Linked DNA regions of Homo sapiens: all the other regions are linked to region 3. Evidence: chromatin loops called from intact Hi-C (ENCODE). Cell type or tissue: B cell. All regions are shown on one strand.

What was found. Hi-C counts contacts between places; a loop is a spot of excess contacts. Peaks named below come from ENCODE experiments on the same cell type or tissue, not always from the same donor. Only the 100,000 strongest peaks of a DNase experiment are listed, where the experiment ranks them.
Region 1: a loop joins it to region 3, with 23 times the contacts of the local background. A loop is called at or near these places in 73 of 110 quality-filtered maps.
Region 2: it touches region 3 in a loop (2.8-fold over the local background); 2 of 110 quality-filtered maps call a loop at or near these places.

The regions. Positions count from the first base shown.
Region 1 is chr11:72,920,894-72,928,893 of GRCh38, forward strand. It overlaps FCHSD2 (FCH and double SH3 domains 2), which reads right to left. Exons shown (of 20, transcript NM_014824.3): 9 at 935-1,057. Among named protein-coding and RNA genes, the nearest start is that of ATG16L2, 110 kb to the left of the region's middle. In B cell, a CTCF peak has its summit at 3,888 (motif pointing right); a DNase peak (open chromatin) is centred at 3,888; H3K27ac peaks cover 7,124 bases.
Region 2 is chr11:73,121,049-73,129,048 of GRCh38, forward strand. The region is part of intron 2 of FCHSD2 (FCH and double SH3 domains 2); the gene reads right to left. Among named protein-coding and RNA genes, the nearest start is that of FCHSD2, 17 kb to the right of the region's middle. In B cell, no CTCF peak of the experiment used is centred here; no DNase peak of the experiment used is centred here; H3K27ac peaks cover 5,752 bases.
Region 3 is chr11:73,173,748-73,181,747 of GRCh38, forward strand. All of the region lies in intron 1 of IUR1 (imatinib upregulated ABL suppressing lncRNA 1), which reads right to left. Among named protein-coding and RNA genes, the nearest start is that of IUR1, 5.2 kb to the right of the region's middle. RefSeq lists an enhancer at 4,304-4,353. In B cell, CTCF peaks have their summits at 4,503 (motif pointing left) and 4,703; DNase peaks (open chromatin) are centred at 2,488, 3,849 and 4,494; H3K4me3 peaks cover 716 bases; H3K27ac peaks cover 1,485 bases.

The sequences.
Region 1 (8,000 bases), 250 kb before region 3:
TAACACTTTTATAAACACAGAATTGAGAGCTCTGGTACAGTGAAAACAAGAATATATATACAAGAGGCATTCAGGATGAAGAGTCTGTGCTTTTCTTTCCTGTCTTTGGACACTGTCATGTGAAAATGGATATCCTGATCCCTCTCCTAAAAGTATTAGCCAGTTCTCACTCTCCCTGACAAAAAAAAAAAATTGAACTGGATCTTTTAAAGTAGCAGTTATGAAATGCGTATTTTTAAAAAATGCATTCCTTTAGTCAGGAAACATTTATTGTGAATTTAATTTATCAGATAAAAAACATTTGCCAACCACAGGAACAATTTATCTTCCAAAGGATAGTTTCACGACTGCAAAACATTTTAATCTATCAAATCTTGAAGAAAAGTCATTGCATTTATTTTCTCTGCATACAATGTGACATGTCAGCAAACCTGATGGATCTCAACACTTTTAAATGAAACGACTGCTGTCAAAGAATGACAGCATATAGATAGTAGGGCTTAATTTGAAAAAAACCCAAGACACTGTTGTTTTTATATCAATTACAAAACGCTCCTTTTCCCTTCGTGCTCTTTTAGTACTCTTTGTACTGACACATGACCTGTTGTTTCCCCCATGTGAGCAGAGTGCATTTAAACTCTGAGTAGAATACAAAACTGTTTAAACCCTTCTCAAAGGCAATGCACATGGCAATGGGCCAATGTTCTAAGCTACCTTGTATCAGCACCTCTCTTTTTGCCCTTGGTGCCATCTTCAACTCATCAACAAGGAGAACAGAATCTCCTCCAACTTTGTTAGAAGGAATGCTGTTACCAGGAAATTTGTTCGTTAATGCATTCTTCTAATATCACTAGTACCTTCATTTTCTTTGTATGCAGAAATACTTTAGCTTCTAAGTTGGATAACACTACACGTTGCACTAAAGGTAACTTACCTTGCTGGAGTTTTCTAATAAAAACTGGAATGTGTTCTGCACAGCTTGGCATGTTTCTAGCTCAGTCCGGCTGAAGGCTATTAAATAATCCTTGAGATGATCATACACATTTCCATCAAGAGCCTGTAATAGAGGAGTAAATAAAAGAAAAAAAATTACAGTAAAGCCTTGACATATGATATCTTCTGCCTATGAGAAAAGTAGGTATGTTCAGTTTAAAATTTATTATTAATAATAAATGGACAAAAGATACAGATTGTAAGTAAATATGAACAGTTAACAATCACTTGAGAAAATGTTGAATCTCTCTAATAAACAGGAACTAAAAGAGGTAAGATCCAATATTGGTAAAGCTGTGGGAAAACAGGACACAACTTAGAGACAAAATGCGTGGGTTCTGATCTTTGCTCATCTGCTTAGGTGTAGGAGTTAAGTGAAATAATAAACGTGAAAGGATGCAGGTGCAGTGCCTGGAAAAGAGTAGACACTCTACAATAATCTCCGTTTTCCCCCAATCCATTATTGGTAGGATTATACATTGGTATATGTATATTTACTGAACAGCAGTGACAGAAAAAACACAATAGAAATATTAAAAAAAGAAAAGTGACTCAGAGATACTGCTTTGGGGAAGAAAACCCAGTGTAATATCTATGAAGGGTTGGAAACATTCTTATTTCCTTAAACATTTTGTAACAGGGATCTTTGAAATAAAAAAAAAGGAGAGAAAATCACTGAACATTTGAGGAATGATTAAGCTATGATGTGTACTGTCACCAAAATAAAAACCGTGGAAACTGTATAGATGACAAGTATGTATCAAATAATTTTAGGTTAAAAAAACAGAATATACATATGACATATACACTAGCAATAACTATGGAAAAATATAATAATAATAATTAATAATAATCAAGGTTCTGAAGTCTTGCCAATCAGTAGAGGTAAAAATTGAGGTAAAATTCACCCAATATAAGTCACCATTTTAATAATTTTAAAGTGTACAACTCAGTGGCTTTTAGTACACTGACAAAGTTGTTTAACAATTTCCATTATCTAATTCCAGAACATTTCCACCACTTCTCCAAAAACACTGTACCTGTTAAGTGGTCATTCTCCATCCCTTCCTTCCCCCAGCCCCTGGCAACCACTAGTCTGCTTTCTACCTCTATGGATTTGCCTACTCTGGATATTTCATATAAATCAAATCATATAATATATGACTTTTGGTGCCTGGCTTCTGTTGCCCAGCATAATATTTTCAAGGCTCATTGATTTATCAGTACTTCATTCCTTTTTACAGCTTAATAATATTCAGTTGTACCACATTTTGTTTATTAATCAGGTGATATAAATTTGCCTTTTCCCCATTTTTTGACTATTATAAATAATGCTGCAAAGTTAAAAAATAAATAAATAATGCTGCTATGAACATTTGTGTACAAGGTTTTGTTTGAGCACCTGTTTCCATTTCTCTTGGGAATATACCCAGGAATGGAATTGCTCGGTCATATGATAACTCTATGTTTAATTTTGAGGAACTGTCAAACTGTTTTCCAGTGACTGCAACATTTTACCTTTCTACTAGCAATGTATGAGGGTTCAAATTCTCCACACCCTTGCCAACACTTATTCTTTTGTATTTTGGTATTTTTTTTTTAAATTATGAAAGCCATATTAGTGATTAGGAACGGTATATCTTTGTAGTTTTGATTTGCATTTCTCTAATGACTATGTTGAGCAACTTTTCATGTGCTTATTTGGCCATTTGTATATCTTCTTTGGTGAAAAGCCTACTCAAGTCCTTAACTCATTTTTAAATTAGGTTGTCAGGTTGGGTGTGGTGGGTCACGCCTGTAATCCCAGCACTTTGAGAGGCTGAGGTGGGCGGATCAAGAGATCAGGAGTTCGAGACCAGCCTGGCCAAAATGGTGAAACCCCGTCTCTACTAAAAATACAAAAATTAGCTGATGTAGTGGCGTCTGCCTGTAATCCCAGCTACTTGGCAGGCTGAGGCAGGAGAACTGCTTGTACCCAGGAGGTGGAGGTTGCAGTAAGCCGAGTTTGTGCTATTGAAATACAGCTCTGCGTGACAGAGCAAGACTCAGTCTCAGAAAATAAATAAATAAATAAAGTTGTCTTTTTGTTGTTGGGTTGTAAGAATCCTTTATATATTCTGGATACTAGATTCTTACAATATGTATGATTTGCAAATATTTTCTCCCATTTTGTGGGCTGTCTTTTCACTTTCTTGAAAGTTTCTTTTGATGTACAAAAGTTTTACTTTTTTAAAAAAAGTGATAAGGTCTTGTCATGTTTCCCAGGCTGGACTCAAACTTCTGGGTTCCAGTAATCCGCCTGTCTCAGCCTCCTAAATAGCTGGGACCACAGGCACTCACCACTGCATCTGGCTTACAAGTTTTAAATTTTGATGCAGTCTAATTTAGCTATTTTTCTTTCTTTTTTTTGAGACAGAGTCTTGCTCTATTGCCCAGGCTGGAGTGCAGTGGCATGATCTCGGCTCACTGCAAGCTCTGCCTCCTGGGTTCATGCCATTCTCCTGCCGCAGCCTCCCGAGTAGCTGGGACTACAGGTGCCCGCCACCACACCCGGCTTTTTTTTTTTTTTGTATTTTCAGTAGAGACGGGGTTTCACCGTGTTAGCCAGGATGGTCTCGATCTCCTGATCTCGTGATCCGCCCACCTTGGCCTCCCAAAGTGCTGGGATTACAGACATGAGCCACCACGCCCCACCCAGCTATTTTTCTTTTGTTGCTTCTGTGTTGGTACTATATCTAAGAATCCTCAATGGAAGTCTTCCATTGTATCTTATGTTTGGCTGTTCCATTAAACTTTTTTTTTTTTTTTTTAAATACACAAATTCTGTCCCAAAAGCACTGAGTAATAAAGCTGCACCTTCTATAGTGCTTACACCACTAGATGACACCATTGAGCACTTCAAATTTAGGCACTGCAAATATTATTACTATGATTTCCATGTAATTATGTAACATAACCAGAGACACTGCTGGTGTTAAGTCTGAATAAATTTCCTGTATCAGGACATACTTTTCCTGAACTTGTTTAGAAAAAGAAACATATAACATCTTCTGATGTAAGGTTTCTACCTTAGAAATGGTCTTGGTGGACAATCATAACATGATTACATTTTGGCAGGAAACCATTGGAGTATTTTGAGTTCAGCAAATGGTAATACAGGCATCATGAGCTCAAAAAAAAATAAGGCATGGATTTTAAGGTGAACCATATACCCACACAGTTTCTATTATCTCAGTACAATATAAACAGTACCCACTGTGCCTAGGCTCTGTGCTAGCTGTATGGGTGCAAGTGAGAGGGAGGAGAAAAGTTGAAGAAAAGAAAATCAAAGTTCTGCTGGTACTTCTGTTTTTGACCTTACCATAATCAGGATCATTTCTGATTATAGATATTTCTTACTAAAGGCATTGTACTTTTAATTTTGATAGAAGTATATTACAAATCAGGAATTATACATTCACTCAGCTTCTTAAATCCTACTTTAAAAATTCCAGCTGGGTACAGTGACTTGTGCCTATGATCTCAGCTACTTGGGAGGCTGAGGCAGGAAGACTGTTTGAGCCCAGGAGTTTGAATCTGCAGTGATCTATGATCGTGCCACTGCACCCCAGCCTGGGCAACAGAGCGAGACCCTATCTTTAAAACAAACAAACAAACAAATAAATTTCTAAACACTTCATAAAGACATTCAAGAAGGAATTTGTTGCCACGGTGTATTTCACTTCAGCAATAAAACATATATTATCTCATCATGAGATAATAACTGACGCACGTATCCCAGGGTCCACCAGTAGACACGATTATCGAAATGGCTGCCAAAGCCTTACCAAAGTGATGGCAGTGGCTGCTGCCATCATGCCGGCTAGAGCAGGGAAGCATTGCTGGGGTTGCACACTCCATGGAGCCAGTGGCTACAGAGCCCTGCCCCTTCTGAGTTGGGACGGGAGCTGCCCAGGTACCACTGCAGTCGCTCAAACTGCACCTACAGACCCTGGCCTCCTGGTCTACGGAGCAGGCAGGAGCCCCACCCTCCTGGGACTGGCTACAGCTGACCAATCTGCAGCTGTGGATCCAAGCCTCCCTGTGCTCCTGGGGGAGGGCCGGGAAGGGCCCCCTGCCCCTGTCCCTGCTGGCTTGGGGATATCTGTTCCCGCTGCTTGGCCTCTCTCTTCTCCTGGAGCCCACTCAGATTAGTGGGGTTGGGGCTGAGCCCCAGGGCCCTGAATAGCAATGGGAGGCAGAGTCCTGGGCAGAAGAGGGTGGGTTCCCAGTAAGGCCCCACCTTCAGGCCAGGGAGGGCCTGAAGACTGGGGGCTGGACTGCCAGTCCAGCAGACTAGAGTGGGGACTGGTGGTGCCTCTTCTGGGCCTTCCCATGGCTGCCCATAGACCAATCCACACACACTTCCTCCATTCTGAGGTCCATAAAAGCCCTGGGCTCAGACAGAGCAGAGCAGAGGATGGCCAGAGGAGGAATAGGGTAGAGAGAGGATGGCATGACCAGTTGCAGAGAGGAGTATTCTCTCTGCTAATAGCTGGAGACGATGGGATGGCCAGCTGCAGAGAGGAGTACTCTCTCCATTGAGAGCTGCAGAGACAACTTGCCAGCAGAGAGGGGAGCTTCAGAGACCTGCAGAGACATCCCAATGACTTGCCTGTGGACAAAAGCCACCCTCTCCAGGGCCTCCTCTCTGCTGAGAGCTGAACACTCCAAGGGACGATATGCCTACAGAGAGGAGCTACTCACTCCTCTGAGCTGTTTTAACAGTAAATAAAATTCTTCTTTACCCTTCACTTGTCTGCCTACCGCATACTTCCAGGACACAGGACAAGAACTTGGGCAAAGGCACCATGGCCACAGAGGTTTCTAGCCAGAAAAACTGGCACCCCAGAGATCCCGTAACAAAAGGAGCTTGATTAGAAATACTGAACTTTTGTTGATAGTTTTGAATTTAGATGTAGAAGCATCTTTCTTCACTTAAGTTGGAAGAATGTCAGCCAGAATTATACAGATGTGCATTATTTAACATAAAAGAGTGAAAAAAATGGCGACTTGGTGCACTAGTAGTACCTAACTACTTATATGAAAAGGATTTACTTCCAACAGGGATTTGAACCACTCTTTTTAAAAAGGCAAATCCCTACTTAATAGTAATAAATCCTAGTTTTTACTATCTTAACAATTCACAAGCACAAAACAAATGTATTTCAGTCTTGCCCTCTCTTCTTTTCCGGGTAGGCAAAAAACCCTGTAAGCCTTTAAGGGTAAGGAAGATCCTTCAGATACGAGCTGCCTTCCATTTTCTAAGGTCTAACTAAACCAGATGTTCTCAACTTTAAGCATGCCTGAGAATCACTTCAGAGCTTATAAAAGCACAGATTGTTTCAGGGCAGTGAGGCCATTCTGTATGATACTACAATGGTGGATACATATCATTATACATTTGTCTAAACTGAGAATGTACAATACAAAGAATGAGCCCTAATGTAAACTGTGAATTTGGGGTGATGATGATGGTGTCAGTGTAGGTTCATCAATTGCAACAAATGTGCCACTCTGATGGGGGATGTTGATAGTGGGAGGAATTGTATGTAGGGGAAGGGAGTGTAAGGGAAATCTCTGTACCTTCTGTTCAATTTTGCTGTGGAACTAAAACTGCTCTAAACAATAAAGTCTGATTAAAAAAACAGTAACACAAATTGTTGGGCCCCACCCAGAGTCTCTGATTCAGCAGGCTGAAGATGGGCCCTAAGAGTCTGCATTTTCTAACAACTTGCCACTGGCCTGGGACCATACTTTGAAAACTACTGAACTGCACAGTTACTTTAGCTGACTAGGTTGAGCATTTATGTGGACTTAGATTCTGGTGACCCTCTGGAAGGAGAGTGGCTGCAGGCAGAGAAGCCTACCATCCTGAATAGGGTCAAGAGCACCAATAGGTACTGTTACTGTAGATGGATCAGCAGCTGTTTTCAACGGGGAATCACGCTCTACTTTAGATGCAAGACAGGAATGACCTTGAGCTCTGAAATCAGTTGGATGTGGGTTAGAATCCCAGAGCTTTTACTTACTTTATCATGTTAATGATTTTCTCATTTATAATTAGGGAAAGTGGGAGTACCACATACTCCACAGGACATAGTGAAGATAAAGGATAAAGGTAAAGGATGTGGTATAATGTTAGTCTTTCTTGCCTTGCTTTAAAATCATCAATGCATTGGCCACATATTGATAATGGTTAAAGCTGGATAATGAGTACGTGGGGGTCATTATACTGCCTTTTTTTTTTCCTTCAGTGTATGTTGGAAATTTTTCATAAAAAAGCATAAAGAAAACCTGAATAACATATTAGGGAAAAAAAATTCCACAAAATTTTTTTCAATGGCTCCCACTGTATATTTTGCAAAGTAGAAATTCTTTAGCAGGCATTGAAGATTCTTTACAATCTGGTCCCAACATAACTCTCTCTCATTAGCACCATCTCTCATCACTGTTCTCTGCATTATACTCTACTTCCCAACTATACTGAGTCATTTTGGAAAATGACATTCACTTTCATGTTCCCAAATAAGTTATTCTCTTGGCCTAGAATGTCCTTCCCCCCTTCTCTTCCACTTAAATACTTAAATGATAATGATGGTTAACACAGGCAACTGACATTTACTAACGGCTTACTGAGTTCCAAGTGCTTTACAAAACTGACTCAACTAGCTCTTCCTTAGCGTTTTCACAATATTCTTCTATGTGCTGTATGGGTATTATTGCCAATCATGGATTGAATCTTATTTAAGTAGGTGAGAGGAGGCCCAAGTGATCAGAAGCCACTTTCTTTTTTTTATTTTATTATTATTATACTTTAAGTTTTAGGGTACATGTGCACAACGTGCAGGTTTGTTACATATGTATACATGTGCCATGTTGGTGTGCTGCACCCAGTAACTCGTCATTTAGCATTAGGTATATCTCCTAATGCTATCCCTCCCCCCGTCCCCCACCCCACAACAGTC
Region 2 (8,000 bases), 53 kb before region 3:
GCAATTTAGCTCTGTCTCCAAACTTGCATATCCTATAAAAATGTATTCCTAATTTACTCAACTTCCTTAAAAAGCAATTAAGCATACCCTTTGGGGTCTCACTCTCTCTCTTATACACATACACATACACACACACACACACACGCATGCACGCACACACACACCTCCCAAGAAGATTATTTGCTTCTGCTTATTCCTCTCATACTTATCCCAGAAGGAGCTCTGGTAAATGCAATTTTATCCCCATCTCATATTTCAAATACTGTTTTGTTACACCCTAGTAAACCAGATAGTCCATTATTCCCACTCTACACAGATGAAGGACACTTAAAAAGGAAAAAGAGAAGGGAGGATACCAGAAAAGGCCTCATAAAGCATTATAAATATATAACTTTAAAAGAATAAAAAATTAAAAGTTGTGATCTTAGACAAATTAGTAAATCCTTCTGTGCTTAAGTTCCCTCACCTATACAAATAATGATATCTGCCTCTTGGGTTGCTAAGATTTAAATGAAATAATAGATGTTTAACATTTTATAAACAGAAAATCAACCTGTAAAGCTTAAGACAATAAAGTCTTAACAAAGAATCAGTAATTGTTAAGGGCCAAAAAAAAAAAAAGTCTACATCCTTAGATATTGTAAGGTAAGGTAAGTAAACAATAAAAATGCCACTGTAAACAATAGCTATAATTTATAACAGTGGTCCACAAACTTTAATATATATGAGAATCACCTAAAAGTGATTATTAAAACATGGATTGCTGGGCTCCACTCTCAGAGTTCCTGATGCAGGAGATTAGGGATAAGCCTACAAAACTGCATTTTTAACAAGTTCCAGATGGTGTTGATACCACTGGTCTAGGAAATACACTTGGAAAACCACACAGTTATAATTATGATAGTACTTAACCTGAAAAGTACTTAGGATATAATGTTTCATTAAAAAATTGAACACAAAATGCTATCTACAATATGACTGCAACTATGTAAAAACACACATAATCAATATAGACAAACATAAAGCAAAACCAAGTAAGAAACAGTTATCTGTTTAGGATAGTGGGGTTTTCTCCTTTAGGTTTTCTTTAATACCAGAGTTTTTTGTTGTTGTTGCTAACTTAAAAGGCAAAAAAAAAAAATGTAGCTCAAAGCCAAATCAATAAGAAAGTGATTCAAATTTTATGTTTTCATCAAAGAAAAATAATGACGCTGATAATAACTGACTCCAACCTCTTACAAGTACAAAAACTTCCCCGTATTAGAGACTCAGACTACCAGAAGAAACATCAAGACATAGACTCTGCTGCAGCTGAATGCACCCTGATAGCCCCAGAGAAAACCACCCCACCAGGAAAGCAGGTATACAGGCATCCCCTCAGTGGCAGACTGCACTATCCTGCACAAAGGTAACACCACTTAACCATCTTCTTTCTTGATCTGCTCTTCAGAACACAGGAATGGCTACTTGTAAGAAATGGCCTGAAGTAGAGATGCATGGCTAAGGAATAGAGACTTAAATTTCCTTTGTTAAATCAAATAGGCAAAAGTAGAAAACTAGTGTTAATGAGGGAAAAAGAAGGGGACAGTTTATTAAGAGAATTAATACAGTCCAATGAAGGCATGGCAAGATTTAGGATATATATTACTCAGATGCCTTGGAGATGGTACTTATTAGACACTTAGAAAAAAAGTCTCTATTGGACTCTGTGAAATTCATAAAGAATGAATTTGCCATCCCAAAGTGGATTATATTTTTCAAAAGAGCACAAACAATAGCTTTATAGTGTGGCTGTTCTACTACATTTACAAAGAATCTACAAGATATGCAGATTAAGTAAATGTCATTTAGTCTCATTGCTGAATGTTTTCATACTCTACAACGCAGTTACATTTAGAGTACACATAGTTTATCTTAATCATTGAACATTTATACAACTGTAAGGAACCTCATCCTTCCTTGTCCCATCAAAAAAAACCACAAAATAATTAATTTTAAAAGATACATAGGTGAAGGATAAATCTGTAATTAATTAACATGAACTATATATACATTAAAGAAGGGAGAAAAACACTTTATAAACAAGCCAAACCGCCACTCTCTTTATCTATCATCTATTGGGGTACACAATAAAATAAATGTGTTAAATCACCAATTATTTCACTGACATTTTTGACCTATGACAAATTCAATGTTGACTATCCAATTGATAATTTTATACATCTTGGAATTCCACCTCTCCTGCAGTATCTCCTAGCCAAGCCAGTATTTCCTGGAATCCCTGAGGTCAGGAAAAGTATCTGAAATGCATATCAAACAATGCATATTAAACGGTGGTAACTCCTGGAAAAGTAGCGCTCATCCTTAATTACAAATGAGAATCATATGCTATGGCTTTTTATATATGCGCAGGCCTCTCCCAAAATCTACCAACGCAGAATCTTAGGAATAGGGCCTAGGCATCTGTAATGTAAAGTGCACAGGTGACTCTTGCTTTTATAATGCGTTCTTGGCATCTATATTTGAATAAGCTATGTTTAATTCTGGGAATTCAAAATATTTCAAAGACAATGTCATCACACTATAATGGCAATATTCAGGAATTTGAATAAACTATACGATCTTCTTAATTGCATAACCATCCCCCTCCACCACTTCAAAACATCACAGAGGCTGGAGAGTATATCACCTCTCAGACTGATCAAATGCAGTCTAAACAGAGCTGCCTTTTCTCTAGTTACAGGTGCTGGCCAACTGACTCTTACTTAAAAGGGAATCTTTAAACTTCTTTGCCTTTCAGCCCTTGATCCACTATAAATCAAAACAAGGTGGTCAAACTGAGTTACCTGAAAAGAGATAATCTTATCATAAAATTAAAGTTTAAATTTGTCATGAACAGGCCTTAATATTGTATAAGGTGTAAGAAAGGGATCCAGTTTCAGCTTTCTGCATATGGCAACCCAAATGTCCATCAATGATAGACTGGATTAAGAAAATGTGGCACATACACACCATGGAATACTATGCAGCCATAAAAAAGGATGCGTTCACGTCCTTTGTAGGGACATGGATGAAGCTGGAAACCATCACTCTGAGCAAACTATTGCAAGGACAGAAAACCAAACACCGCATGTTCTCACTCATGGATGGGAATTGAACAATGAGAACACCTGGACACAGGATGGGGAACATCACACACCAGGGCCTATTGTGGGATGGGGGGACGGGGAAGGGATAACATTAGGAGACATACCTAATGTAAATGACGAGTTAATGGGTGCAGCACACTAATATGGCACATGTATACATATATAACAAACCTGCACATTGTGCACATGTACCCTAGAACTTAAAGTATAATAATAATAATTTTAAAAAAAGAAGAGAGAGAATGGGGCAGAAAAAAAATATTTGAAGAAATAATGGGCCAGGCGCAGTGGCTCACACCTGTAATCCCAGCACTTTGGGAGGCCAAGGTAGGTGGATCACCAGAGGTCAGGAGTTCGAGACCAGCCTGGCCAACATGGTGAAACCCCGCCTCTACTGAAAATACAAAAATTAGCTGGGCATGATGGCGTGTGCCTCTAATCCCAGCTACTCAGGAGGCTGAGGCAGGAGAATCACTTGAACCAAGGGGGCGGAGGTTGCAGTGAGCTGAGATTACGCCACTGCACTCCAGCCTGGGCAACAGAGTGAGACTCTGTCTCAAAAAAAAAAAAAGGAAACAATGGCCAGAAGTTTCCCAGGTTTCATGAAAAGCATCAACCATTGAATGATGAACCCCAAACAAGATAATTACAGACACTATACTAGTCACATTACACTCAAACTGTAGGAAACCAAAGATAAAGAGAAAAAAGCTATTAGAGCAAGGGAAAGCACATTCCATAGATGTGAACAAGTCTATAAGTAAGAGCTAACTTCTCATCAGAAATAATGAAAGCCAGAAGACACTGGAGTGACCAACTCAGAATTCTATATCCAGCAAAAATATCTTCCCAAAGTGAGGGTGAAATAAAGACATTTTCAGACATATGAAAGCTAAGAGAAGTGTCAAAAGCTGCAGAATTGCACCAGAAATGCTGAAGGAAGTTCCTTAAGCTGAAAGAAAATGATAACAGATGGAAACTCAAACCTGTATGTTGGTTTCAGGAAGGAAAGAAGAGTCAGGATTAGTAAATATAAGACTTTTTTCCTTCTCTTAATCTTTTTAAAAGATACCTGTTTAAAGAAAACTAACATTATATTACGAGGTTTATAAGCAGCACAAAGTCTGGGATGGAATAACTGTAATTAGACCATTGTAAGGTCGTATGTGGAATGGTACAATATTAACTCTAAGTAGACAGTGATAAATTAAGAATGCATGGTGTAGATCGAGTGTGGTGGCTCATGCCTATAATCCCAGCACTTTGGGAGGCCAAAGAAGGGGGACTGCTTGAGCTCCACAGTTCAATGATGCCTGGGAGACATAGTAAGACCCTGTCTCTACTAAGAATTTAAAAAATTAGCCAGGCATAGTGGCACACATCTGTAGTCTGAGCTACTCAGGAGGCTGAGGCAAGAGGACTGTTTGAGCTCAAGGGGTTAAGGCTGCAGTGAGCCATGACCGCACCACTATAACCTAGCCCAGACAACAGAGACCCTGTCTCAAGACAAAAAAAAACACAATGTCATATCTTAGAATGACCACTTTAAAAACAGAGGAATAGCTAACAAATGCAAAAAGAAAAAGAAAAAAGAAAGAAAGAAAATGGAATACTAACAATTTCAATTGATTCAATGTAACTAAGAAAAACTATTATATAAAACACTTCTTTTAGTAAAACAGAGCAAACCATTCTTCCATGGAGAGAGCTGGCTAATGCAAAACTACATTTCACAACAGAAACAATGTTTTAATTGATGGCTATGATATAAAACCTTTGGATAAAGGCAGCTAAAATGAAATTTGACATTAGGCAAGACTCTATCTAATATGTTTGCTTGTTTCAAGACAAAAGAATTCCACGGCCAGGTGCGGTGGCTCACACCTGTAATCCCAGCACTTTGGGAGGCCGAGGTGGGCGGATCACAAGGTCAGAAGTTCGAGACCAGGCTGGCCAACATGGTGAAATCCCATCTCTACTAAAAATACAAAAATTAGCCAGGCATAGTCATGGGTACCAGTAATCCCAGCTACTTGGGAGGCTGAGGCAGGAGAATCGCTTGAACCTGGGAGGCAGAGGTTGCAGTGAGCTGAGATCACGCCACTGCACTCCAGCCTGGGCAACAGGGCAAGATTCCATCTTAAAAAAAAAAAAAAAAAAAAAAAAAAAAAAATTCCACAATACAGAAAGAAAGGAATACAGTAGTACATAAAGCTTGTTTTCCCAACTTTGTGCTACAACCAACTGGAAACCAATCACTTTATGAAGAAAAGTTTGTAAATCAAGTATTCTTAATACTTGTACATATTAGAAATAAATTTTAAAGTCTATTAATAATGAAAATAGCTTCACTAAAAACTAATTAAAAGCCAAAAATGGCATTTTAGCATCAACTAATACGAACTTTTATAATATCTGTTAAATATCTGTTATGCTTAACAGACATGCAATAAAATGTTTACCAATATTACTGAATCATTAAATTTTAGTTTTGAGCATAATATTCACATAGTTTAAAATTCAAAATACACAAAAAAGAACATACAATAAAAAGCTTAGACTGGGTGCAGTGGCTCACGTCTGTAATCCCAGCACTTTGGGAGGCCAAGGCAGGTGGATCACTTGAGGTCAGAAGTCCAAGACCAGCCTGACCAACATGGCAAAACCCTATCTTTATGAAAAATAAAAAAATTTGCCGAGCATCGTGTTGCACACCTGTAATCCTAGCTACTCAGGAGGCCAAGGCACAAGAATTGCTGGAACACGGGAGGCAGAGGTTGCAGTGAGCCGAGATTGCACCACTGTGCTCCAGCCTGGGATGGAATAAGACTCTGTCTCAAAAGCAAACAACAAAAAGAGTCTCTGTCCCTTGCTCCCATCCTCCAATCACCAGTAAGAGGAAAAACAATTATCACTAAAATACAATCAGGAGACATATATAATATATACTCCAACTTGTTTCTGTGGAACCACAGACATGGTAACACTTTTCATAACACCAGAAATAACATTTTCTTATTAAATTGGGATTATTTCCAAGCTCACAAAACAGAAAACATCTGGATGACAAAGGATTCCCACATGAATGCCAAAAAGATCAAATGGAATGTTAAAACAAAGCACGATCAAGGAATATTGAAAGGACCTAACAAAATGAAATTAACAAAAATACCAGCTAAGGTTCCATAAATTACTCCCGATCAACACTGACAGAACATCTGCAGCAGTGGGACAAAGGACAGGGTTACAAGTTTCTGTGCCTAGATCCCTAATTAGTTACTGAAAAGCCAAGAACACGAGCCAGACTTACAAAACTAACCCCTGCTTATGCATCAGATCACCCCTGAAGACTGATACCAACAACATAGAATGGCATCTGTGGGGCTCAAATGAACATCTGGAGAATTTACAAAGAAAACCATCAACTTACAGGCCTCCTCAGATAAACAGCTTCAGACTTGATACTCTCAAGAGTAAATTGCCAATCATCAATTATTAAGGGGCAAATTATTCAGCTAAGGGTGATTAAAACTCTTTATATGGCCTTCCCTCCTTTAAATTTAGGCACTTCACTAATGCCTTCACCTGAGAAGTAAAAAGAAGTTCACAGCTGGGTGCAGTGGCTCAAGCTGTAATCCCAACACTTTGGGTTGGGGGGCGGGGGTGGGAATCACCTGAGGTCAAGGTCAAGAGTTTGAGACCAGCCTGGCCAACATAGTGAAGCACCGTCTCTACTAAAAATACAAAAAATTAGCCAGGCGTTGTGAGATCACACCACTGTACTCCAGCCTGGGCAACAGAATAAGACCATCTCAAAAAAAAAAAAAAAAAAGGTTCACTGAGAACACAATTGCCTGCGGGCCCTTTGACCACCATTTCTCCAAATTATCAGAAGACTGAAGTGGTAAGATTGGGAGGAGAATCCTAAGAGGCCAAAATACAAAAACCTACTCCTAACCTGACATACTTAATTCAAAAGGAATTGGGAAGAGGGAATACAAATAATTTCTATGGAGTCTCTAATTACCAGTCAGCTTGGGACAACTGGAGTTCCAGTGATAGCCCTCATAATCTAACTCCAATGCATTTTTTAATACTTTTATGGGAACCTCTAGGAGTAAACTGGAAATGGGTCCCTGCAGCAAATCAGGCAAAACAATAATGTGGCAAAAGCTACATTACTGCCACCACTACCTTTTTTGTTTGTTGGCAAGGACCTACCTCCAAGAAGATCACATTTCCAGCCTCCTCTGCAGCTAGGCATGTTCAAGCATATGACGCAAACACAGATAATGAAATATAAGGGAAAGTCTGTTGAGTTAATTTCTGGTAAAAAATTTCTTCCCTGGTGGAACAAAAGAAAAAAGGAAGGAAACAGAGATGGGGGAAGGAGGGAGAAAGGTAGGAAAAATTTGCATAAGGAGAAATTGTCCTGCTCTCCTCTTCTTCCACCTGAAGTTGTTATATGAAAATATAGTACTTGGAGTTGCAGAAACTATCCAGCAATCACGAGGAGAATCATTACCAACATACAGAAAGATGGAAGGTACCTAGGACTACTAACCGTGGTGAAAGATTCTGTAGCATCACTGGAGCAGTTTATCTTTGAGATTAATTTCACGTTTCAACCCACAGGTTACTCTTTAAAGAATAAGTCAGGCTATAATTTCTTTTTATTTTTATTTTCTTTTTGAGACAGAGTCTCGCTCTGTTGCCCAGGCTGGAGTGTAGTGGTGTGATCTCAGCTCACTGCAACCTCCATCTCCCGGGTTCAAGCGATTCTCCTGCCTTAGCCTCCCCAGTAGCTGGGACTACAGGCATGTGCCACCGTGCCTGGCTAATTTTTTGTAT
Region 3 (8,000 bases):
CCATTATAAACAGGGTCCAAACTAGTGGTGCCCAGAGGAGACCCCTATCCTCTAGGGATACTCCTTGGCAAGACCTCCCTAGCCTCCTCCCACTGCTTCCTGGTGGGCAGGGCAGCCAACAGCAGTCCCAGTGGGGAGGAGAACTCTGAGTTCCACCCCTGGCTGCCTCTCTAGGAGAATCAGATCCAGGATGGGGCGGGCCCCTGCCAGGTCTGGCAGGGTGAACTGGGCCTTTCCACCCTGGAAGCCCTCTTCCGGCTAGAGGGCAGTATCTGGGCACAGCCCCACAGTGACGCTGCTCACAGGCCTCACTGCCAGTGGGTATGATGTCATGCACCACCCTAGGTGACCTTTGCAGCCCACGTAATGGGTGTGATGCTGTGAACCTGCCATCTGCCAGCTGTCCAGGAGCAGACCAACCCAGGAGGGCCTTATCTCCTGGGCTCGAGCTCAGGACGCCCAAGCGCAGGACTATCTTAATCTTAAGTGCCCTGGAGACCTCTCCATGTATGTGCACTGCACGGAAGTCCTCTGGCCCTCCAGCTCAACCTGCTCCATGCATTTCCACAGAACTTCAAGGAAAGGGAAGCCTCTGTGGTGGTGGGAAGGCAGGCGGTGCACGTTTAGATGTGGGCCATTATGTGGGGACCTTGCTTCAGGCAAGCACTCTTTCTGTTCTTGTGAAATGAGTCAGAAGGGGTCAAGGTGATTCCCTGTCAGAGGAAACCCCACGATTTCAGGAAAGAAAGGCTTAGAGACACTCCGAGGCTGAGTGGGGGATGGAATCACAGTCTCGGATAAGATGTGGAAGGAAAGACCATGAGGTTGGAGACAGAGTGGATTCCGCCCTGGAGAATGTAGAACCTGTGATTGTGCTGTAGGTGCATGGATGGATGGGAGTCCAGAAACAGGGGCCTGACTAGGCCTACCTGACCCCATGAGAAGCACTAGATTCTGGATAATCAGAACCAAAGGGGCTACAGAGCCCACAGCATCCAATCCAGTACACTGATGGGAAAACCAAGGTCTAGAGGAGAAGGGGATATGTTTTAGGTCACCCAGTGTGTCAGGGGTAGGGGTCCTGCCTTCCAGGCCAGATCATTTACCAACCATGTTCAGGTAAGTAAAACCCAGCCAGACAGTACCCTATGTAGGGCTTGTGAAAGGGAAGGGCACCTAGAGAGACTATCTGGTACCCCTGCCTTATTTCTCAGCTAATGAAACAAGCATCAGAGAGGGGCAGGGACTTGCGTTAGGTCACAAAGCCAGGGAGCAAAATCTTCCCAGCAGCCCCAGGTGTCCTGACCCCCGCCCAGTCCAGGACTTCTCACTGCATCACTGTCTCCCAAAAAGAGGAAAGAGCAAGGAGAAGGTTGGGCATGGTGGCTCACACCTGTAATCCCAGCACTTTGGGAGGCTGAGGTGGGCAGATCACCTGAGGTCAGGAGTTCAAGACCAGCCTGGCCAACATGGTGAAAAACCGTCTTTACAAAAATAGAAAAATTAGCCAGGTATGATGGCAGGCGCCTGCAGTCCTAGTTACTCAGGAGACTGAGGAGGGAGAAATGCTTGAACCCGGGAGGCGGAGGTTTCAGTGAGCCGAGATCGAGCCACTGCACTCCAGCCTGGGTGACAGAGCGAGGCTCTGTCTCAAAAAAAAAAAAAAAAAAAAGAAAGGAAGAAAAGAAAGAGCAAGGAGCAAGGAGAAAGGAGCTCACATTTACTGAGCACCTATTATGCACCAGGGCCCTGATGTGACACATCTTCCTTCTAATCCCCACAGCAGCCTTGGAGGCAGATGTTTTTGCTCATGTTTAACAAATCAGAGAAAAAGATTCAGAAGTGCGAAGCAGTTTGCCGAAGGCCGCACAGATGGTAGATGGCAATGCAGGAACTTTGGCCCAGGTCTGCCCACTTCTACAGCCTGCACTCTTGTTCTTACCCAGGCTGGGTTGGGTTTAGGACCCAGGGCTGACAATGCAAGGACATGGTAGGGAGGAGGAAACCAGGAGTAAATTCCAGGCACTGCCCTTGCTCCCAATCTCCCAGTTGTCCCAGTGACAAAAATAAACCGAAGTGACCTTGGACAGCGGAGCCCTGCCTCCCACTGAAAGTTTCTTTTTTTCTCTTTCTCTCTTTCTTTCTTTCTTTTTTTCTCTCTCTCTCTTTCTTCCTTTTTTAAGTCTATTGATCCACACTCAGCAATAAAGCCACACAAAATAAACAGCTGATGGACAAAAAGCATGGCTCCTGGCTTGCTGAGTTTCTCACCTCCAAGTGGTTTCAGGCCTCAGAACCTCAGATTCTCAGATCAATTTAGAAATTTGTAGACTCTCACAGCCCTAACATGAGGGGTGTCCCAGGCTGCTGGTCAGCCCCACCAGTGGAGGAATCCACGACTTCCCAACTGGCTCTTCTGTGGACCTTTGTTCCCCTTTCTTAGGCATGGCTTCAGAGCTGTAGGCCCTGCCCAGGTGGTGTCAGACCCAGAGCAGAGAAGAAGCAGAGCCACTCTCCTCTCAGTTGAATAGGGCAATCTCAAGGCCATGGGGCAGCTCCCTTTGTGCCTCAAGGGAGACTATGGGGATGTCACGAGAGGCTGGTCTTAGCTCAGTGTGCAAAAGGCAGTCTCAGAGCTGAAGGGGCTGCTTCTGGAGACAGGCATGAGGGTGTGAGAGCAGGCTTGGATGAGTCCAGAGGCTTTCTGCCTCTGCTAATGCAGCCAGACATCAAATCTACCTTTGTGCTGGCCACGTCCCACTGCATTCCTTTCATCTAAGACCTCAACCTTTTTTTTTTTGTTCCATCCAAGTGCAAAGTCTTGCATTTCTCTTTTAAATTCCATCTTGTAAATATTAGCTCTTCATCCTAGTACAGTGGCTTTACATGGTGCGGTAGAGTTTATGTGCAGAGCCTTCATGTGCATCATCTCCTTCCATGCTTAGGACAGTTTGCTGGACCTCACAGAGGTGATTGATGCAGCATCCCCCCGGGAGCCGGGTGAAATCACAGACTCCAGCAGCAGCTTCTGAGATGACTGTGAGCATTAGGCCAGCAGGACCCCATTCCCTGAGGAGCAATGAATACAAGCCCATGGAGCCAGAGAAGGGGAAACTGGTGCAGCCCACATGGTGTCTGGAAGGGCTTCCCAAGGGCTGCTTCAGAGGCAGCACAGAGCCTCAGGCAGGACTACAGGAGGAGCAGGAAGAGGGGAGGATGAGTCAAGTCTACCTGGATTGGTTTGGGTGGAGTCCTTCCTGAGGCAGGGTGGTGTGGGGGATGGTTGTGTAGATATTTTTGAAGCCCCCCCGCCCCAGTGTCTGTGTCCCCTTAAACAAGTATTACAATCTTCCTTCCCTCCCATGAGCAGAAGAGGAAACTAAGGCTCTGCCAGGACTAGAGCCCAGGTGTCCCAGATGGATCACCTAGCCAGGGATCTTCAGCAAACCAGGCTGGTCCAACTGTCTGTCCCGAGCTCCCTGAGTTGGCTTGAGGAGAAGACTTGCTCCCTGCCCTCTTGGAACTCCTTTCTGGTTGGAGAGCTGGGTGTTGAGTTTTGTGTAAGGTTATTTAGGCAACAGTATTCCAGAAAGGCTGATGCTGGAGATTCAGACACTGGCACCAAGCCTGTGAGCATCACTCTGGAGCTGGACCATGAGCCCATCCTATGCTCCTGCCTCTAGACCTAGGTTGGGTTGTTCAGGAGCTGGGTCTGGAAGCAGATCAGAAAGCAGGGTCCACCCCAGCCCAGGGGCTGGGCCTGTGGGTGTGTCCAAGCTAAACCTCTACACAAGGATCCATTGTGGTTGCTCAGCCTGGCCCTGGGCTCTGCCAGCCCTTCCGGCTCCCGGAAAATGTTTCCCGTCTGGCAGCTCCCAGAGCAGCCTGTCCTTGGCCAAGATGCTGACTGGCCCCACACACAGGCCTCTCCTACCCAGTGAGGATCCTGGAGTCCTGGCAGCTCAGAGCTCTTGGGTCCAGCCCCCATTTAACAGTCAGGATCCCTTAGGCTCAGGGAAGTAGGCACAGGCCACAGCAGCACACGAGAACCAGAATCAGGACCAGAACCCGGCACTCTGGCCATTTTCTCAGCTCTCGCTACCAACATGAGGCAGAAGGATGCAGACTCGGAGAAGGGAAGGGGCTGTCCCATTACACAGTCCTTTGTGGCAGAGTCTGGAGGAAATGACTGGTGCTTAGCTGGCCGCTTGCCCACCTGGACCCCTCTCATCTGGGTTCTCTAGGTTCAGCTGTGTGGCCTCGTGAAGGTTGCTATTCCTGTCTGCATTTGGGGACTGAAGACTCCCCACTCTCAATCCATCCCTGACATCCTAAGCTTTAAAATCAGGCATAAGCGCACTGGATGGGGTGAGGAGAAGCAGCTCTGGAATTTGGGGCTTTGACAACTCCGCCCCATCTGTGTGTGCCAAGCTGTACCAGAGCCAGAGGCTTAGGGCCTGGGGCTCCCCAACCCTTACTTGGGCTGACAGTGCCACCTGGTGCCCAGTCGGTGTGACATGAGTCCCGCTAGAGATGCAACCACAAACCTTCGCTCTCTGTGGGACCTCTGAGCCACCCCATGCTAGGCGCTGGGGACATAGAAGAAATTGTGACCCCAGATGTGAGGGGAGAAGACCCACAGAGAGTGACCACTCAGGATGTGGAGGCTGTGACAGCAGAAAGCCCGGGGCCGAGGAGGGTCGCTGAGTACCACAGGGTCAAGAAAAAGAGGCATTGCCATCAATGTAACTCTCACTGTCTTCTAGGCCAGGTCCTATGCAGGCCTGGGGACCCTCAAGGAATCAATTGTAATCTAATAGAAAAAAGTAGGGTGGGGAAGGGAGCTCAGAGCCAGGGACTTGGAACTGGGTCTTGAAGAATGATAGTAATTCATCTTGTGAGCCGTGGGCATTCCAGGCTCAGGGAACAGACTATGCGAAGGCATGGAAGAGTGAGCTTGTGTGTATAAGCTTGAGGGTGACAGGTGTGGAGAGGAGGGGGACAGCAGAAGAAGTGCCAGAATACGAGGTCTGAAAAGTCACAACCCTGGGTACCTGTGGCCGACACAGCTTGTCTGAATTTCCTTGCCCCATACCTACCTCCTTTCTTGACCTTCAATGTCTGGGCAGGTACAGAGCCCCTGCCTCAAACTCCAACCCCATTCCCTCTGGGTCTGGTTACCTAGAGGAGGTCCTGATTCCTGAAAGCCTCCCCTCTTCCCCCAGGGCAGGAGCTAGGTCGGGCTGCCCACAGGCTGATCTGAGGGGACACAAACCTATGACTTCCCTGGCCTCCAAGAAGCCCAGGCCCAGCCCTTAGATTGGAGAAGGATCTTTAAGCAGTTATTTAACTCTAGACTCAGGTTCCTCAACTGATGGGGATAATAATGGTACCTGACTCATGGGATGTGGTGAGGATTAAATGAGAAAATGCATAGAAAGCCACTTATTTGCACCTTGCTGGCATGGGTTGAGGCCAGGTAAAGGGGCTCCTCCCCATTGCCAATCCCCCTGGCATATTTCCTTCTAGGGGGAAGCTTGAGGGCTCCAGATTTTGGCCCCACCTGGGCTGCCTACCCCCCAACTTCAGGCTTCTTTCTACATTTCCTGAACCCAGAGAAGCTCTGTTGTATACCCAGCAGGTGATTGCTTTTTCATGTTTCCCTCTGATTGTTTTTTTTTTGAGACAGGACCTCACCCAGTCACCCAGACTGAAGTGCAGTGGCATGATCTCGGCTCACCGCAATCTCCACCTCCCGGGCTCAAGCAATTCTCCTTCCTCAGCCTCCCAGGTAGCTGGGATTACAGGCACATGCCACCATGCCCAGCTAGTTTTTGTATTTTTGGTAGAGACGGTGTTTCACCATGTTGGCCAGGCTGGTCTCAAACTCCTGACCTCAAATGATCCACCTGCCTCAGCCTCTCAAATGCTGGGATTACAGGCGTGAGCCACTGTGCCCAGCCTCCCTCTGATTTTTTAAAAAATAAAATGTTCAAATACAAAGGAAAAAAGTATACAATAAGCAAATGAGCACCCATACGTTCTTCTAGACTCAACGATTAATGTTTTGCCTTATTTCATTCATTGCTTTGTCATTTTTTAAAATTTGAACTAGGGCCAGGTGCGGTGGTGGCTCATCCCTGTAATCCCAGCACTTTGGGAGGCTGAGACAGGCAGATTGCTTGAGCCCAGGTGTTCAAGACCAGCCTGGGCAACGTGGCAAATCTCTGTCTCTACTAAAAATACAAAAATTAGCTGCGCATGATGGTCCCAGCTACGCAGGAGGCTGAGGCAGGAGGATCACCTGAGCCTGGGAGGTCAAGGCTGCAGTGAACTGAGATCACGCCACTGCACTACAGCCAGAGTGACAGAGTGAGACACTGTCTCAAAAAAAAAAAAAATTGAACCCATTTGAAAGCAGTCACAGGTACCATGACACTGAATGACCCCCAACACCTTGGTGTGCAGCTCCAAAGATTTTTCATACATAACCACAATCATAATAGTAAGAAAAGCAATAATTCCATACTATCATCTAATATCCAGCCCATATTCCTATATCTCCCAACTTTCCCAAAATGGATTTTACAGCTATTTTGGGGAGTTTGGGGGAGTATGGAGGAGGAATTCAAGATCCAGTCAATGTTCTTTCATTGCATTTGGTTCTTGGTATCCTTGTTCTTTTTATTCTATTTATTTATTTATTTATTTTGAGACAGGGTTCTGCTCTGTCAGGCTGGAGGGCAGTGGCATGGTCACCACTCACTGCAGCCTTGACCTCCTGGGCTCAAGTGATCCATCTGCCTCGACCTTCCTAAGTGCTGGGATTACAGGTGTGAGCCACAGCCCCCAGCCTATAACCATGCTTTATATATTTTAGATACAAATTCCTTATCCAATACATAATATGCAAATATTTTCCCCCATTCTTGTTGTTGATTGTGCTTTTGGTGTTCTAAGAATACATTGCCAGGCCAGGTGTGGTAGCTCATGCCTATAATCCCAGCAATTTGGGAGGCCAAGGCGGGTGGATAACTTGAGATCAGGAGTTCGAGACCAGCCTGGCCAAAATGGTGAAACCCTGTCTCTGCTAAAAATACAAAAATTAGCTGGGTGTGGTGGTGCATGCCTGTAGTCCCAGCTACTTGGGAGGCTGAGACATGAGAATTGCTTGAACCTGTGAGGCGGAGGTTGCAGTGAACCGAGATTGCACCACTGCACTCCAGCCTGGGCAACAGGGCAAGACTCTGTCTCAAAGAAAAAATAATAATAATACATTGCCAAATCCAAGGTCATGAAGACTTATCCCTATGTTTTCTCCTAAGAGTTTTATAGTTTTGGCTTTTACATTTAGGTCTTTGATCCATTTTGAGTTAATTTTTGCATGTGGAATAAAGTAAGATTCCAACTTTGTTCTTTTGCAGGTGGCTAACAAATTTTTCCAGCAACACAGAGCTGAGAGGATTGGGATCTCAGAGAAGAAGGAGCCCTGCATTCTTGGCTTCATCTGCCTGGAGTGGAGTTTCCATCATGCTGAGCTGGAGGTGCACGGGGCCAGGGAATGAGCAAGTCGTAGCTCAAATGTCCCAGACTCTTACTATTCTTATTGAAATTTAGTAGGTTTTCTTGAATAAATGTTTCTTCATCTGCTGTATGCCCTTAGGACAATTCCCAGGAACATACATCTATATTGATATCAATATAAATATAAATAGATAATTATGTATGTATAACTTTAGCAGTTTTACTTGTTCTGCTGGAAAGAAGGTCTGGAAGGTTTGCAGAGCTGCTCATGCCACCATTCCAGAAGTTATCCACCAGTTCATTGCTTTTTGCACAGTAGTATTCCATTGCATGTCTATGCCACAATTTGTTTATCCATTCACCTGTTGATGGACATTTGAGCTGTTTCCTGTTTGAGGCTATTACAAATAAAGCTGCTTTACAAATAAAGCTGCTTTGAACATTTGTGTATAAGTCTTTGGACATATGCTTTGATT